2 separate regions of the Homo sapiens genome follow, and region 2 is linked to region 1. The links are chromatin loops, found by intact Hi-C in ENCODE. Cell type or tissue: tibial artery. All regions are shown on one strand.

Region 1 (8,000 bases):
TATATATATAATAAAAAGCATTAGGAAAAAAAGCCAAAGTTCTCAAACAGGTTAATCACAAAAGAAAAAATATAAATGGCAAAAGAAAAAGTGAGAAAAAGTTCCAAAAATATTTTTGAAGAAAATTTTTCAAGGATTATTAATAGCTCTCTCCTTGGATGATGAAACTATGAATGAATTTTTTAAACTTCTCTTTCTACTCTTCCATATTTTTAAAGTTTTCTATAGTGGAAACACATATAAGAAATGTTTAAAAGGCTGAGAAATGGCTGGTAAATCCTAACTAGCATGTTGTCACCTTTAAATCTTACTCTGACAGACAGCATATAGTCCATTTGGAGTATGTGGAAATTTATGATGAAAAATTCCCATGGAAAAGTGATATTTGAGGTGAGTGGCCCTGTCCTGATGTCATATGACAGACAAACACACTGATGTGTTGGAAACCAATTCTAAAAAATTCTACATTTTAATTATTTTTCTTAAAGCCCTGATTTGTAGTGTTTGCTGATTTCCATAGTGTTATAATTTGAATTGTGTCCTCAAAAAGATATGTTGAAATCTTAACTCCCAGAAGCTCAGAATGTGGCCTTATTTGGAAATAGGGTAATTGCAGATATAATTAGTTAAAATGAGGTCATACTGGAGTGGGATGGGCTCTTAATACAACTAGTGTCCTTATAAGAGGAGGAGAAGAGACACAGACAGACACACCCACCAAGAATGCCACGTGACTCTGGAGGTGGAGATTAGAGCAACATGTCTGCAAACCAAGGAGTGGCAGGGATTGACGCCCCCATCAGAAGCTAGGAAGAGGTAAAGAAGACTTCTACCCAGGATCTCAGAGGAAACATAGCTCTGCTGACCCCGGTTCCAGATTTCTGGCCTCCAGAACTAGAAGAGAATACATTTCTATTGTTTAAAGCCACACACTTTGTGGTACTTTGCCATGGTAGCCTAGGAAACTAATACACATGGTGTAAATAGAGGTTGAGTATCTCTATTCCGAACATCCAAAATCCAAAATGTTCCAGAATCTGAAACTTTTTGAGTGCCAACATGATACAAGTGGAAAATTTCACACCCACCCTCATGGGATGAGTCGCAGTCAAAATGCAATCAATGCACAATAGCAAACATAGAGAATCAACCTAAGTGTTGATCAGTGGAGGATTGAGTGAAGAAAATGTGATGTATACTCCATGGAATACTAGTCAGCCATAAAAAAGAATGAAATCATGTCTCTTGCAGCAGCATGGATAGAACTGGAGGCTGCTATCTTAAGTGAAATATAACAGAAACAGAAAGTCAAATATCACATGTTCTCACTTCTAAGTGCGAGCTAAATAACATGTACACATGGACATAGAGAGTGGGATAATAGACATCAGAGACTCAAAAAGGTAGGAGGGTAGGCAGGGTGAGAGACAAAGAATCACCTATTAGGGACAACATGCACTCATCTAGTGAGGGTTTCTCTAAAAGCCCACATTTCACCACTATGCTATATAGCCATGTAAGGTAACTACAGTTGTAGCTCCCAAATCTATAAAAGTAAAAATAATTTTTAAAAAACTTGGTTTCATGCATGAAATTACTAAAAATATTGCATAAAATGACGCTTGAGTCTCTGTTTAGAAGGTGTACGTGAAACATAAAGGAATTTGTGTTTAGACATGGGTACCATCCCAAGATCTCTCATTATGCATATGCAAATATTCCAAAGTCCAAAATCCAAAACACTTCTGGTCCCAAGCGTCTCAGATAGGGGATGCTCAACCCATCCATCTTGGCCAAGTAACATGACTCCCCTGAATGCAGGGCTGGGATCCTGCGTGCTCCTGTTCTCATGAGCCAGGGTGTTCCAGCACAGGGCAGAACGGAAGGCTGCTAATCTAAGGCATGGAGAGTTCTGAGTTTGTCCAGAGAAGAATCTGACATAGGTTTGACTGAAAATCTTTGGTGTAGAATTATCATCAATGGACATTGTCCTATTTTGTATGCATTTTACCTTTTAAAGTCTCCATGTTGGGTTCCAGGAATACATTAACCTAATTCAGTTCCAGAGACACAAATGAGATCATGAATGCAAACCTGCCGGATGACTATTCAAATATCAATGACAACATGCAGAAATACAGTTCCAGTTGCACTGTTGAGACGAATTCCCATGTGTATGTACATGGTTTCAGCTGGGAGTTTTAAAGCCACTCAGCATTGAAATAGCCTGGATCAAGACAGACAAACACACAATGAAACTGCACACAAATAGTAGTGTCAGGACACTGTGGTCTTTCTGCTGAACCTCTCATCTTTTTTTTTTTTTTTTTTTTTTGAGACGGAGTCTTGCTCTGTTGCCCAGGTGGGAGTGCAATGGCATGATCTCAGCTCACTGCAACCTCCACCTCCCGGGTTCAAGCAATTCTCCTGCCTCAGCCTCCTGAGTAGCTGGGACTACAGGTGTGTGCCACCACGCCCGGCTAATTTTTGTATTTTTAGTAGAAACGGGGTTTCACCGCATTAGCCAGGATGGTCTTGATCTCCTGACCTCATGATCTGCCTGCCTTGGCCTCCCGAAGTGCTGGGATTACAGGCATGAGCCACCACGCTCAGCCAATGAACCTCTCGTTTCCATCCACCAAATAGGTATTGGGCTTTGAAGTCAGTCAGACCTGGGTTCAAATTCTAGCTCTGCCACTTACAGTCTATGTAGCTTGGGACAAACTGCTTAAACTCTAAAGCCTCAGTTTCCCCATCTGTGTAAAGGTGTTAAGAAGACTTAACTCAAAGGGCAATTATGAGGATTGACAGCGTTGACACAATACCTGGCATATGATGAACACTCAATAGACAGTAATCAAGCTATGCTGGCCACTCCCTATGTGGAGTTTTGAATCAGGAGGCTGAGTGCAGAGTGCAGAGTCCTCTTGGCCAGGTCCGACTGCGGAGACGGCAGAGGAGTGAAGGAGGTGCTGTGTACCCCAGGTCCCAGCTGTGTGCACCTTGAACTGGGGGAACCCCCGCCTCCTTTCTGTCTGGCATGAACTCTGCTTCCTCCCAAGGAGTTTGAGGCCTGAATTCACCCATGGTTTATTCACCCCTGACCCAAGCAAACGTTCAGTGTTGAGAGGAAGCAACAAATGTGAAAGATCAAGGCAGAACACAGAGCATTTCTGAGGAAGTCTGTCGCGCCCACTGTTTTGACAGGCTCTGGAAGCCCAGCTTTGCCTAGCCCAGGGCAAGTACAGTACTCTAGGAAGTAGTACTCGGGTGGGGCTGTTGGTAGCCGGGGGTGGTCATCTGATTACCAGGGAAATGCAGAGTTTATTTTATCTAATTACCAGGGAACTGCCTGAGAGATTTCATCTGTCATAATTCTAAACAATGCTGAGGAGACTTTATCTTTACAGTTTCCAGTGTAAAGGCCAGAGGATGCTGGTTGTTGAGAGTGGTGAGGGGGACATAAGCGTACATTATTCAGTTTTGTCTGATTTTGTATACACTTGAAAATCCCCTTAATAAAAAGCAGCACCAAAGCCAGGAGCAATGGTGTGCACCTGTGGTCCCAGCTACTCGGGAGTCTGAGTGGGGAGGATGGCTTGAGCCCAGGAATTCCAGACCAGCCTGGGCAACATAGTGAGACCCACCTCTAAAAAACCAGCAACAAACAAAAAACAGAAAAACCAAAACAAATTTTTTTTTTTTTTGAGACGGAGTCTGGCTCTGTCTCCCAGGCTGGAGTGCAGTGGCGCCATCTCGGCTCACTGCAAGCTCCGCCTCCCGGGTTCACGCCATTCTCCTGCCTCAGCCTCCCGAGTAGCTGGGACTACAGGCGCCCGCCACCACGCCCGGCTAATTTTTTGTATTTTTAGTAGAGACGGGGTTTCACCGTGTTAGCCAGGATGGTCTCGATCTCCTGACCTCATGATCCGCCCGCCTCGGCCTCCCAAAGTGCTGGGATTACAGGCGTGAGCCACCGCGCCCGGCCCCAAAACAAATAATTTTAAAAGAAACAAAAATTTAAAAAACAACTAACAACCAGGAATAACCCTCTCCTTTGAGAACCCCAATACCACCTCACAATACACATAATCATGAGAATCTGTATTAAGGGTTTCTCACCCTTAATACAGGAAGTTGCCATACAAAAGGAAGTATGCAGACGTCGCTCTGTGTCTCTTAAAGTTCCAACGTTTCCTTACTCATAAATGACAAAGAGTGCTCTTCAGATTGACACATCAGGTTGCAGCTCTTCTCTGCTTGAAATCCCTCTGTAGCTTTTCAAGGTAGTGTCCCCTCCTTCGAAGGGAACAGCAGCTCCTTTGTGACCAGGATCCAGCACACGTTTCGTCTCCTATTTGTACTCTCCGGCTCTTGTGTGCTGGTCTTCTCCCTCCAGCTCCAGGGAATGATGTGCGTTTTCCTGGCATTTGCCTTCTGCCTCTTTCCTGGATCCGGGCTGTTTCCACTTCCTCCCCTCCCCACTCCCACGCCCCTGCCCATCACCTACTCATCCTGCAAGTCTGACCTGAAGCCCTGCCTCTTGTGCAAGATCTCCGGACCCTCAGCAGAGACCTCCCTCCATGCTCCTGTTGCAGGACTTTCCCTTAGTTCAGCTGCAAGATCTCCGGACCCTCAGCAGACCTCCTTCCCTGTTCCTGTTACAGGACTTTCCCTTAGTTCAGCCAACCACGGGGTCCTTGTCCGTCCCACGGCCACGAAAATGTAGGCTTGCAGACGGTTTGAAGGGTGAGTAAAGCAGGGTTTTATTGGGTGAAAAGGAAAAAAGGGAGGAAAAGGGACCCTCTGCGAAGCCAGAGTCCCTGCTGGTGCCCTTCCTGTCTGCCAATTTGAATCCTAGATTCCACCCAGAAAGAGGTGGGGCCGGGCTCCTCCCCAGTGCGAAGGGCGTGAACTTGCCGAGGGTCCACCCCGGTGCACAGGCCGGTTGGAGATTGCTGTCTCACTCCCATTGTACATAGTCATTACCTCTCATTGTTTCTATTTTTTCCCTCTGAGAGAGGTGAGCCTCTTAAATGCAGGAGTGATTTTATCTTTTTGTCTTCCCAGTGCATGGCACATAGTTGATTTTTTGTTTTTTTTTTTCCTGAGACAGGGTCCAGCTCTGTCGCCCAGGCTGGAGTGCAGTGGCGCAATCTCGGTTCACTGCAGCCTTCACCTCTAGGCTCAAGTGATCCTCCCACCTCAGCCTCCCAAGTAGCTGGGACTAGAGGCATGCACCACCGCACTTGGCTAATTTTTGTATTTTTAGTAGAGATGGGCTTTCGCCATGTTGCTCAGGCTGGTCTCGAACTCCTGAGCTTGAGTGATCCACCTGTCTCAGACTCCAAAAGTGCTGAGATTACAGATGTGAGCCACCGCACCCAGCCAAAAACACAAATAAGTGTATTAATAGTGTGAGGCATTGCAAAATATTGCTGAGAATACAGTTCACTAGTATCATCATCATAGAGCACAAAACAAATTCTGATATTATTAAGAATATCAGCCAGGTGCAGTGGCTCACGCCTGTAATCCCAGTACTTTGGGAGGCTGAGGCAAGCAGATCACCATGTTGAGAGAGAGACCATCCTGGCCAACATGGTGAAACCCCGTCTCCACTAAAAATACAAAAATTAGCTGGGTGTGGTGGCACACACCTGTAATTCCAGCTACTCGGGAGGCTGAGGCAAGAGGATTACAGCCAGGCATGGTGGCTCACACCTGTAATCACAACACTTTGGGAGGCTGAGGCAGGCAAATCACGAGGTCAGGAGTTCGAGACCAGCCTGGCCAACATGGTGAAACTCTGTCTCTACTAAAAATACACAAATTAAATGGGTGTGGTGGCGGGCGCCTGTAATCCCAGCTACTTGGGAGGCTGAGCAAGGGGAACCATTTGAGCCCAGGAGGTGGAGGTTGCATTGAGCCGAGGTGACAGGGTGAGACTCCATCTCCAAAAAAAAAAAAAAAAAAAGAATATCGTAGCTCTAACACATACATAGAAAACTCATTCTATTAGAAATTAAATTATACTAATATTATTGACAATCACTTTTATAGCTGTCATTGTAAACTCAAAGACAAGAAATAAATTCATCACGAGAAAACATAAAACAAGTACTTAGCCTTATTGTTGAGTTGCCTTTTACTGAATGGTACCTCAGTTCTTGGGATAAAGTTTGAAACAGCAACTGGAAGGACAGCTTTAACTTGAAAACGGTTTTATTTTTAGAGTTGTCATGTTACAAAAGCTCTTCTCACATAGCTAAGCTGTTGGAAAGAGACCAGGTTTTGTGAAAGTTTTTCATTAAGTGTTTCATGTTATCATCACTGTAACCCCAAACAATGGCAAATGCTTCATAAGCCGCTGAAATGCCGATTCAGCTGATAAATTAATAAAATTCTCCTTCTTTAAAGTCCTAAGCCAGAAAACACTTGTTAACATTTTTAACAGGAATGAATGAAGATGGATGGACCACCCAAAGATGCTCCTATCCCAGGGTAATCTCCAAAGACAAAACATCAATTTCACTGTGTTTTTTGCTTACCCAGGTCAAGAGTTACCAATACCAAGACATCAAACTGCACAGAGATTGGACCTAGAGCAGCAGGAGGTAGTATATAAAACACCAATACTAGAGGGAATTAGGAGAGGGAGCAGAAAAATGATTCATCTGTAGCACGTGTGGTCTGCAAGTTGCAGGGTGTAGAATGTAGCTTGTGGATAGAGGAAGAGTATTAGAAAAAATTAATGCTCATTCAAGTTTATTTTATGAACTAGCCAAAAAGTCACACATGGATACTCACAGTAGGTAGAATAATCAGAGCAGAAATAGCACTTCTGGCACATAGTTATTGGGATTGAGGAAGAATTCATTTTAGCTTTAATTTTAAAATAGCTTTAATTACTTTTATTTTAATTAATTCTTCTAAAGCTTTTAATTTTAAAAAAGCTTTTAATTTTTATTGTGGAAAAACATACATAGCATAAAATTTGCCATTTTAACGATTTCTAAGTGCATAGTTCAGCGTCACTAAATACAATCACCTGATTGTACAACCGTCACCACCATCCATCATCTCTAGAGCTTTTTCCTTTTCAACTTCCCAAACTGAAACTCTGTACCCATTAAACAATAGCTCTTCATTACTCTATCCTCCCAGTACCTGGGAACCATCATTCTACTTCTGGTTTCTATGAAAATGACATTCTAGATATCTCATATAAGTGGAATCATGCAGTGTTTTTTGTATCCAGCTTCTTTCACTTAGCCTTATGTCAAGGCTCATCCATATCGTAGCATGTGTCAGAATGTCTCTTTTTAAGGCTAAGTAATATTCCACTGTATGTCTGTACCACATTTTGTTTATCCATTCCTCTGTCAATGAATGCTTCCACCTTTTGGCTATCATGAATAATGCTGCTATGCAAGTGAATTTGCAAATATCTGTTGAAGTCCCTGCTTTCAATTCTTATGGGTTTAAACCCAGAAGTGGACTTGATGACTCACAGGGTAATTCTATGTTCCAATTTTTTTAGGAGCCACTGTACTCTTTTTCCACCATGACTATACCACCGTAGAGTCCACCAGCAATGCACAGGAGTTCTGATTTGGCTACATCCTCACCAAAATGTATATTTCCTGTTTTTTTTGATAATTGCCATCTTAATGGGTATGAAGTAGTATCTTATTGTGGTTTTGATTTCCTTAGTAATCAGTGATGTTGAGCATCTTTTATGTGCTTGATGGCCATTTGTATATCTTCTTTGGGAAAATGTCTACGTAAGTCCTTTGAATATTTTTTAATTGGGTTGTTTATTTATTGTTGAGTTGTAGGAATTCTTTATATATTCTGGATATTGATCCCTTATCAAATATATTATTTGAAATATTTCCTTCCATTCTGCAGGTTGTCCTTTGATTGCACAAAAGTTTTAAATTTTGATGAAGTCCAGTTTACTTATCTTTTTCTTTTGTTGCCCATGCTTTTGGTGT
Region 2 (8,000 bases), 1.0 Mb before region 1:
GCTTATACACACATGAGAGTATCTCCTGCCCCCAGTGGCTCCACCACCAGTGCCTGAATACTCAACATCTGAGTGCTAATTAATGTGCCAGGCACCGTTTTAAGCAGTTGTGGTGTAAAAAGGAAATATCCCTGCTTGTGGACGATACATTCTAGTGGAGGAGTCAGATACATAAAATGTCAGGTAAATTGCTAAAGTGAAAGGAAAACTGAGTAAAGGGCTGGAAATGAATGGAAGGGGGGGTGGCAAGTCTTTTATTTATGGTAATTTAAAAAGGTGTCCCTAAGGAAGTAATCCTTAGAGCTAAGAGCAGAAATAAGGCAGGCAAAGATTTGAGGGAGGGAGGAGGGAACAAGCTTGGCAGGTTGACTAAAGCAGGGCATTAGAGCACAGTGTACAAGGGGCTGGGAACTGGGGACTCTTGGAAGCCATGGTAGGAAACTTGGGAAGCCATTGAGGGGTTTGAGCCATGGTCTGACATAAAGGTCACTCTGGATACTGTGTATACAATATTATAGGGAACCTGGGTGAAAATAGATTTAGGAGAAGCAACTCAGAAGATTTAATAGCAACTCAGAAGTCTTCACATCGAGTGTTGGTGGCTTAGCCTAGGGTGGTAGCAGCAGCAGTAGTGGCTAGTGGTAGGACTCTGTGTACTAAAGGTACAGCCAACATAACTTTGGCCCAGGGATTGGAAGGCAAAGAGATGACAAGGGTGACTCGGGTTTTTGGCCTGAAGGGGGAAAAAGAATAAAAATTTATGGTTTGCACTTAGGTTTGAGATGCCTAATAGATTTCCAGTAGAATCCAGCATGGAACCCGGCATATGACCGTTAGGGTAATAGGAGGTGAACATTTTGGAGAGTCATCTCTATGGCATTTGAAGCCATGTGACTGAAATTACTCAGGAAATTAGAGCTTCTCAAATGTTAATAAGCATGTTTGGTTAAGATCCAGATTCTGCTTCAGGAGATCTGACGTGGGGCCCGAGGGTCTGCATTTCTAGCAAGCTTCTCAGTGATGCTGATGCCGCTGGGCCGGGGCCCGCATTTTGAGTAGCAACCAAGTAGATGGGGAGGAGAGAGGGTCAGCCCTGTGTCACTCCAACATCTAAAATGGGGAGGAGCCAGCAAAGGAACCTGAGGAGAGCTCTCCGTGATGTGAAATAAAGTGTTTCAAGAAGGGAGTCGTCGGCTCATTCAGGTGCTGTTGAAGGAAGATGAACACAACTAACTGTTAGATTGGGGGGATTGTCGTTAACAAGCTGCACGTTTGGAGTCTGGATTGTGAGCAGAAGGGGACTGAAATAGAGATGGCAACTGCAGACAAGCCTTGCAAAGGGGAACAGAGATGGGTTATAACTGAGGCGGAGGTGAGCTAAGGGAGGACTTAAGCTATTCGGGAAATAGTATGGCATGATTGACTATATGCTGGAGGAATCCCGTTAGGAGGGGCAAGTGAATGCTGTTGATGGGGAAACTGAATAGGCAAGACGGAGTGGGATGCAGGACTCAGGAGAGGCTGGTCTCAGTAGGCAGAAGAGGCAGTGCCTTGTCCATGTCCACAGGGAGGGCAGCACTTTTATTCACTTACTCAAATATTTATTGTGCACCTATTTGCAAGGCATCGTTTGTACTGGGGATAAAGCAGTGACCAAAATGAGACAATCTGTAACCTTGTGGAGCTTAGATTCTGGAGTGAATGGGGCGTATATGCAGGTAGGTTGCTAACTTTGTTATTGGGAAAATGATAGCTTCCACTTTCCCAGCTGAGGAAGTGATGGGGAAGGGAGTTGCAAGTCTGTAGGAATGAGAGGTGTGGAGCATCACCTGGGAGAGTAGGAGAGTGAATGGCCCCGGAATGCCAGGACTGTGGCCAAGCTGCAGGTTTGGGTCAAAACTTCACATGAGCTGACTACTCATTTTGTTGCCTGGATGCAGACATGAAAAAATAAACAAAAAATAACAAATTTTCGAAATCTCTACAGTACACCAGAAAAATTGCATCTCCCCAGTCCTTTTCATATACCTATTAGGTGGCTTCCTCTGGGGTTCTGTCCTCATTCCCCCTCCTGAAATGGAAGGAGCAAATTTTCAAGGAGCAGTTAATGTAAGTAAGCTAGACGGCTAGACGGCTCTTCAGCGCTGTCTGAATCAAGTACTTAGTAGTTTTATGTTGTTCAAAATACATTTTAAGTGAAGTTAGTTATTTTGGGACTTCCTTTACTATATTGCCTAAACTACATCAATCAGAGAAACCACAGCTCCTTCATCGTCTCCTATTTCAATGCGAGGGAAGTGGTCTGGACCAAGATTCCAGAGATGTGGACTCAACCTGTGATCTTGGACAGGTCACTTGTCCTCTTTGGCCTGCAGTTTGTTCAGCTGGAAAATGGCTGATTTAATATATGGTTACCTAAAAGTGTGGCTGTTATTCATGTCTTAACATTAGTCCGAGGAAAGAGGTCTCCTGGTCACAAACTTACTAATTGGGTAGTTTATAAAATAACAGCTTTAATTCACGTGCGTTGTAAGTACACTTTAAAGCAGGGCTTTCTAAACTTCAGACACCACAGACAGATCTTGATGGATTTTGCCATTTCTGCACACCATTCTAATTTTATATTTAAAACTACTATGTGCTTAGTACTTTTAAAGTCAACTCACTGTTTGATGTAAATTTATTTTAAAAAGGAAGCATATCACTTTGGCAAATGGAAAATTAGTATCACTTTCTGCAACTAGAAGACTACCTTAAAATGTAATAAAAACAGTGTTATTAAACACTAGCTATGCAGTATGGCCAGTGAAGAGAGCCCAAAGTCTATCCTTTTTTTAATTAAAAGGTGTGATAAGTAAGTAACGTTAGGTAAGGGTAAAAGACACGTAAACACCAAATTGAGTCTTTCTGCATGATGTGATCAAATGGATTTTGAGACTTTTCTTGAGTACTTACCTTACCATCCTACTCTGGAAAACACTTTTAACAAAAGGTTAACCAGTGCAGTTCCTTGACTATCAGTATAAAACAATATTAACATTTCTTAGTTTAACAGCACTTGTCTAGCTGCATGCAGATGGATGTTGCCTCTTAATTAAGGTTTCTGTAAACCTCATAAGGTATTTGCCAACATTGTCTATATCGGTACTAGAGTGACATTATCCTGACCCCAAAGGAGTTTCTAGTCTTACCTCTTTTTTCATCTGAGGATTAAAAATGGCACCTCCTCAGTGCATCTCTCTTTTTTTTTTTTTTTACACGGAGTCTTGCTTTGTCACCCAGGCTGGAGTGCAGTTGTGCGATCTTGGCTCATGGCAACCTCCGCCTCCCAGGTTCAAGCAATTCTCCTGCCTCAGCCTCACAAGTAGCTGGGATCACAGGCGTGTACCACCATGCCTGGCTAATTTTTATATTTTTTGTACAGACAGAATTTCACCATGTTGACCAGGCTGGTCTTGAACTCCTGGCCTCAAGCGATCCGCCCCGCCCCCCTGCCCCCCACTTGGCCTCCCAAAGTGCTGGGATTACAGGCCTGAGCCGGGCGGTAGTGCATCTCTTTGGGAGCTGAGAGAGGTTTCCTGGGCCAGCCTTGCAATACCATCACTCTTGGGCCCAGCATTCCAGACCTGAAAAATCCTTAGAATTACCCAGCTAATTTCCTCAGTTATCCACTAGCTAGTGGGTTCTTGATTTAGCAGTCTCTATTATCAAAACAAAAATTCCAATTTCCTTACAAATTGGATAAAAGCAACATGTCCATGTCATAAACACAGGAGGAATGAGATTTTTACTGCAGCAGCATATTTTGGTATTTTGGATAGCTGTGTACCTATAAGAGCTAAAAGTAGTCTTTCAGATTTTAATTGTATTGGATAAAAATTTTCCTGCCTTCTTAAATATGTCCTTAAATTCTTCTTGGCGTATAGTAGGACAAACAAACATTTAATGTATTCATCCTTTGACTCAACACCATGTGATTATACAGTGATATTCTTAAATCTTGCTCCAGTATGGAGGACCATTTGCCTCTGTACTTGCTTCCGAGTGTTTTTTAAAATAAATTTGGCTGCTTTTGATGTTTTTCATGCTTCCTTGCTTCTAAAACTGTCTGCCTTGTAGTTTGTATCCCTCTTAGTTTGTTGTGTGTTGGAAAAGCATTTGGTTGAATCTGTGTCTAGCTTCAGAATAAATAGATTCTAAGAGAGTATCTAGTGCTTGACTTCAATGTATGGTTTTTTTTGTTTGGTTTTTTTTGGGTTTTTTTGAGACAGAGTTTCGCTCTTGTTGCCCAGGCTGGAGTGCAATGGTGTGATCTCGGCTCACCGCAACCTCCGCCTCCTGGGTTCAAGTGATTCTCCTGCCTCAGCCTCCCGAGTAGCTGGGATTACAGGCATGCACCACCACACCCGGCTAATTTTGTATTTTTATTAGAGATGGAGTTTCTCCATGTTAGGCTGGTCTCGAACTCCTGACCTCAAGTGATCCATCTGCCTCAGCCTCCCGAAGTGCTGGGATTACAGGTGTGAGCCACCGTGCCCAACCAGTTTTGGTTTTTTTAATATGTGGATTGTTTTTTCTCCCCTGTTCTTGTGGTCAGATAGCAGTGTTTCACCATCTACTAGCTTTGAACAGCAAGATCTAATTGCTTTGTTTGACAAGAGGACTTAACTTATTTATACAGTATTCTAATCTTAGAAACTTCCCACACAGAAACAGATGTTAGGCCAGCTGGCTAGTTTTCTCTCCAGGTGTTCAGGTTTTAGATTAGTAATATGGAATCATATACCCTTGGTGGGAAGTAATCTTTTTGATTCTAATAGAAGAATGTGGTTTACCAACTATATGAAATGGTAGAACATAGCAATTTCAAGCCTTTTTGACAGACTTCCATTGCTTTTCTGTGCCTTCCTGAGATGTGATAACATCTTCCAAATTTCAGAAATTTTCTTCTGTAATCTTAGAACACATTTTCCTTTTTGGTTACATTCATTTCCCATCAACTTGAAAAAAGTAAATTCTCATAGATTAAGCAATTATAAAGCACCGTAGCAAAATCATGACTGGGAAATTCAATTTTCACAGCAAAAACTTTGCAGTAGCTTTGGCTTTGAGTTTATAGTGTTTGAGTATTGCGTAGACTATTTTCTTCATCAATGTCATTGTTACTTCAGGATAATTCTGACTAAGGTGCAACTTGGTGGAATTGACAACCCAGCACTTTTCTAATTACCCAGTGAGAAATAAGGACATTTTCCTGTGCCCAGTTAAGAGAGGGAGAAAAGCTAGAGTTACCTAAAGTATTCTCTCTCTCTTTTTTTTTTTTTTTTTTTTTGAGACAGCCTCACTCTTTCCCAGGCAGGCTGGAGTGCAGTGGCGCAATCTTGGCTGATTGCAACCTCTGCCTCCCAGGTTCAAGCAATTCTCCTGCCTCAGCCTCCCAAGTAGCTGCAATTACAGGTGTGTGCCACCACGCCTGGCTAATTTTTTTATTTTTTCTTTTGAGATAGAATTTCACTGTTGTTGCCTAGGCTGGAGTGCAATGGCGCAATGGCACGATCTTGGCTCACTGCAAACTCTGCCTCCCAGGTTCAAGTGATTCTCCTGCTTCAGCCTCCCGAATAGCTGGGATTACAGGCATGCACCACCAGGCCCGGCTAATTTTGTATTTTTAGTAGAGACGGGGTTTCTCCATGTTGGTCAGGCTGGTCTTGAACTCCCGACCTCAGATGATCCACCCGCCTCGGGCTCCCAAAGTGCAGGGATTACAGGCATGAGCCACTGTGCCTGGCCTTGTATTTTTTTTTTTTTTTTTTTTTTTTTTTTAGAGAAAGTCTTGCTCTGTCACCCAGGCTGGAGTGCAGTGGCACAATCTCAGCTCACTGCAACCTCCACCTCCGGGTTCCAGCAATTCTCCTGCCTCAGCCTCCCAGGTAGCTGGGATTACAGGCATGCACCACCACACTGGCTAATTTTTGTGTTTTTAGTAGAGATGGGGTTTCACCATGTTGGCCAGGCTGGTCTCCAACTCCTGATGTCAGGTGATCCGCCCCCTTCGGCCTCCCAAAGTGCTGGGATTATAGGCGTGAGCCACCTCACCCGGCCTAAAGTATTCTCTTTCTATTTTAGTCTTCACTGTATTAAATTTATTTTAAATTAGATTTCCCCTCCTAATAGTAGACTAAATGCCTAATTATCTGGAATTGATTTTAAAAATTTATATTATTTTCATGTCACTTGAAGATCTCAAAACAAGACTTTTATCCATTTAAGCTAACAAGAGTGAGTCTGGGTTCTTTGTAAAGCACTTTTGTAAAAAAGTACCTTATGTGTGAGAGTTTGCAGTACCTCCCTAAGTATTTCAACAAGTGGCTAGTCCAGTGAGTTGCAAATAGTAGCTAAAAGTAGATTTTTATACTACTTTACATCCAGGATTAAGGTAGAGGGTTTACTATTTTGTTTTGTTTTGTTTTTACTAGATACTTACATCTTTGTTTTATTTGTTATGCTCCACTGAGGTCTGTCCTACCAAAGGGACAAGAGAAGCAACTGTTATGCCATGAAAGGAATTTTCCCATACATAAGCATTCGTAAATAATCCCCAAGTGTAAACACAGTGCCACTTGTTTCCTTAACATTTTCTCAGACCTGCCACATCCTGACTTTCGACATTGATATGACAATTCAAAGATAACTTAAGCAGAATGTGAAAGATAATTTGCAAAAGCATGTCATGTAGAACGTGGAGAGGAATCCTGTAGTAACTAGGCGACGTCCCTCGGCTTGGGGTGAGACTGTGTTCCAAACTACGGTTTCCCAAAGCGTTCCGTGGATCCTAGAATGCTAACTGGCCCAAGAAAGCTGGGATACTTTGCATATAAAATTCTTCCTCTTGGAGATTCAGAAGGCACATACATATTAGAGGTTCTGAGAAATACTGCCACTTTTCCCCCATAATACCTTACTATTCTGAGGAAGTAGGGTCCTTTCAAATGGTTTGAAAATGTTGCCCTACACTACACCATGAAAGGATGGATCATATTCAAATCTACTGAGTAATCCTACTGTAGGGGGACTTATACCCCAGCTCCCTACTTTCCCATATCCAGCACTATGGTCTTGGTGCCATTTGTACCATTGTTTAAAGACAGCAGTCAGGCATAAGGACTGGTATCTTCTTTCTACTAGACAGTACTACTCAATTGGGTGGAGGAGAAGTATAAGTGTTTAAAGCCTCCCTAACCAAATCTGGTGCAACAAGTAACAATACTGTTCAAGAATTGTGTGTCAAATACAATTGGGTTATATAACCCACTAGCTCAACCTTGAAAATAAATTAACTTGTTTGGCTTCTTAATTGGTAGAATTCGTATACGTTCATAGTCACACATGGATAGTAACCTTCATATTTGATCAGAGGAACTCCCAGAAAGGACCACTGTTCGTCTTATGTCCCTTTCTGAGAAAGAAAGGACTATAAAAGGCAAGTGATAAAGAGGATCTGAATTCAAGCCACATTCTATTGTTACCATGAGGGTCAAGTAGATGTGAGAAGTGGCCCTAGGCAACGATCTCGTGCTCCCAGCAGGCTCTGAAGTTTATTCGAATTTAACGTCATGATGCGCCTTTGGCTTTATAACCTGTAAAGATCAACTAAACTGTTTTCCTAGGAGAGTCCCATTGTCATTTTAAAGTAATTGTTTCTGTAAAATGCATTTACAGAAAGTCAGATTTGCTTAACCAGTGCCACCATCAAAACTTTCTATTAAGGGTGGACAAATACCATCTGTAGATAGAATTAAAACCTGAATTGTGCATGAGGCACAAGATCTCTAGAGAAAAGGGGTAGTTAATTGCCCAAGAGTAATAATTCCAGCAGAGTCATTGACGGGGCTCCAAATTTGCCATTTCTAGCATGTTTTAGTGAGAGAGTAGGAAATCTGTCTTTCTGTTTGTTTCATCTCTTAATTAGTTGAAGTCTTCAGGAAAATCAGTAGCTATGA

Evidence for each region. Hi-C counts contacts between places; a loop is a spot of excess contacts. Peaks named below come from ENCODE experiments on the same cell type or tissue, not always from the same donor. Only the 100,000 strongest peaks of a DNase experiment are listed, where the experiment ranks them.
Region 2: it touches region 1 in a loop (12-fold over the local background); 10 of 110 quality-filtered maps call a loop at or near these places.

What each region holds. Positions count from the first base shown.
Region 1 is chr4:184,544,336-184,552,335 of GRCh38, forward strand. No RefSeq gene overlaps it. Among named protein-coding and RNA genes, the nearest start is that of LINC02427, 11 kb to the left of the region's middle. In tibial artery, no CTCF peak of the experiment used is centred here; no DNase peak of the experiment used is centred here; H3K27me3 peaks cover 1,257 bases.
Region 2 is chr4:183,513,325-183,521,324 of GRCh38, forward strand. No RefSeq gene overlaps it. Among named protein-coding and RNA genes, the nearest start is that of ING2, 12 kb to the left of the region's middle. In tibial artery, no CTCF peak of the experiment used is centred here; no DNase peak of the experiment used is centred here.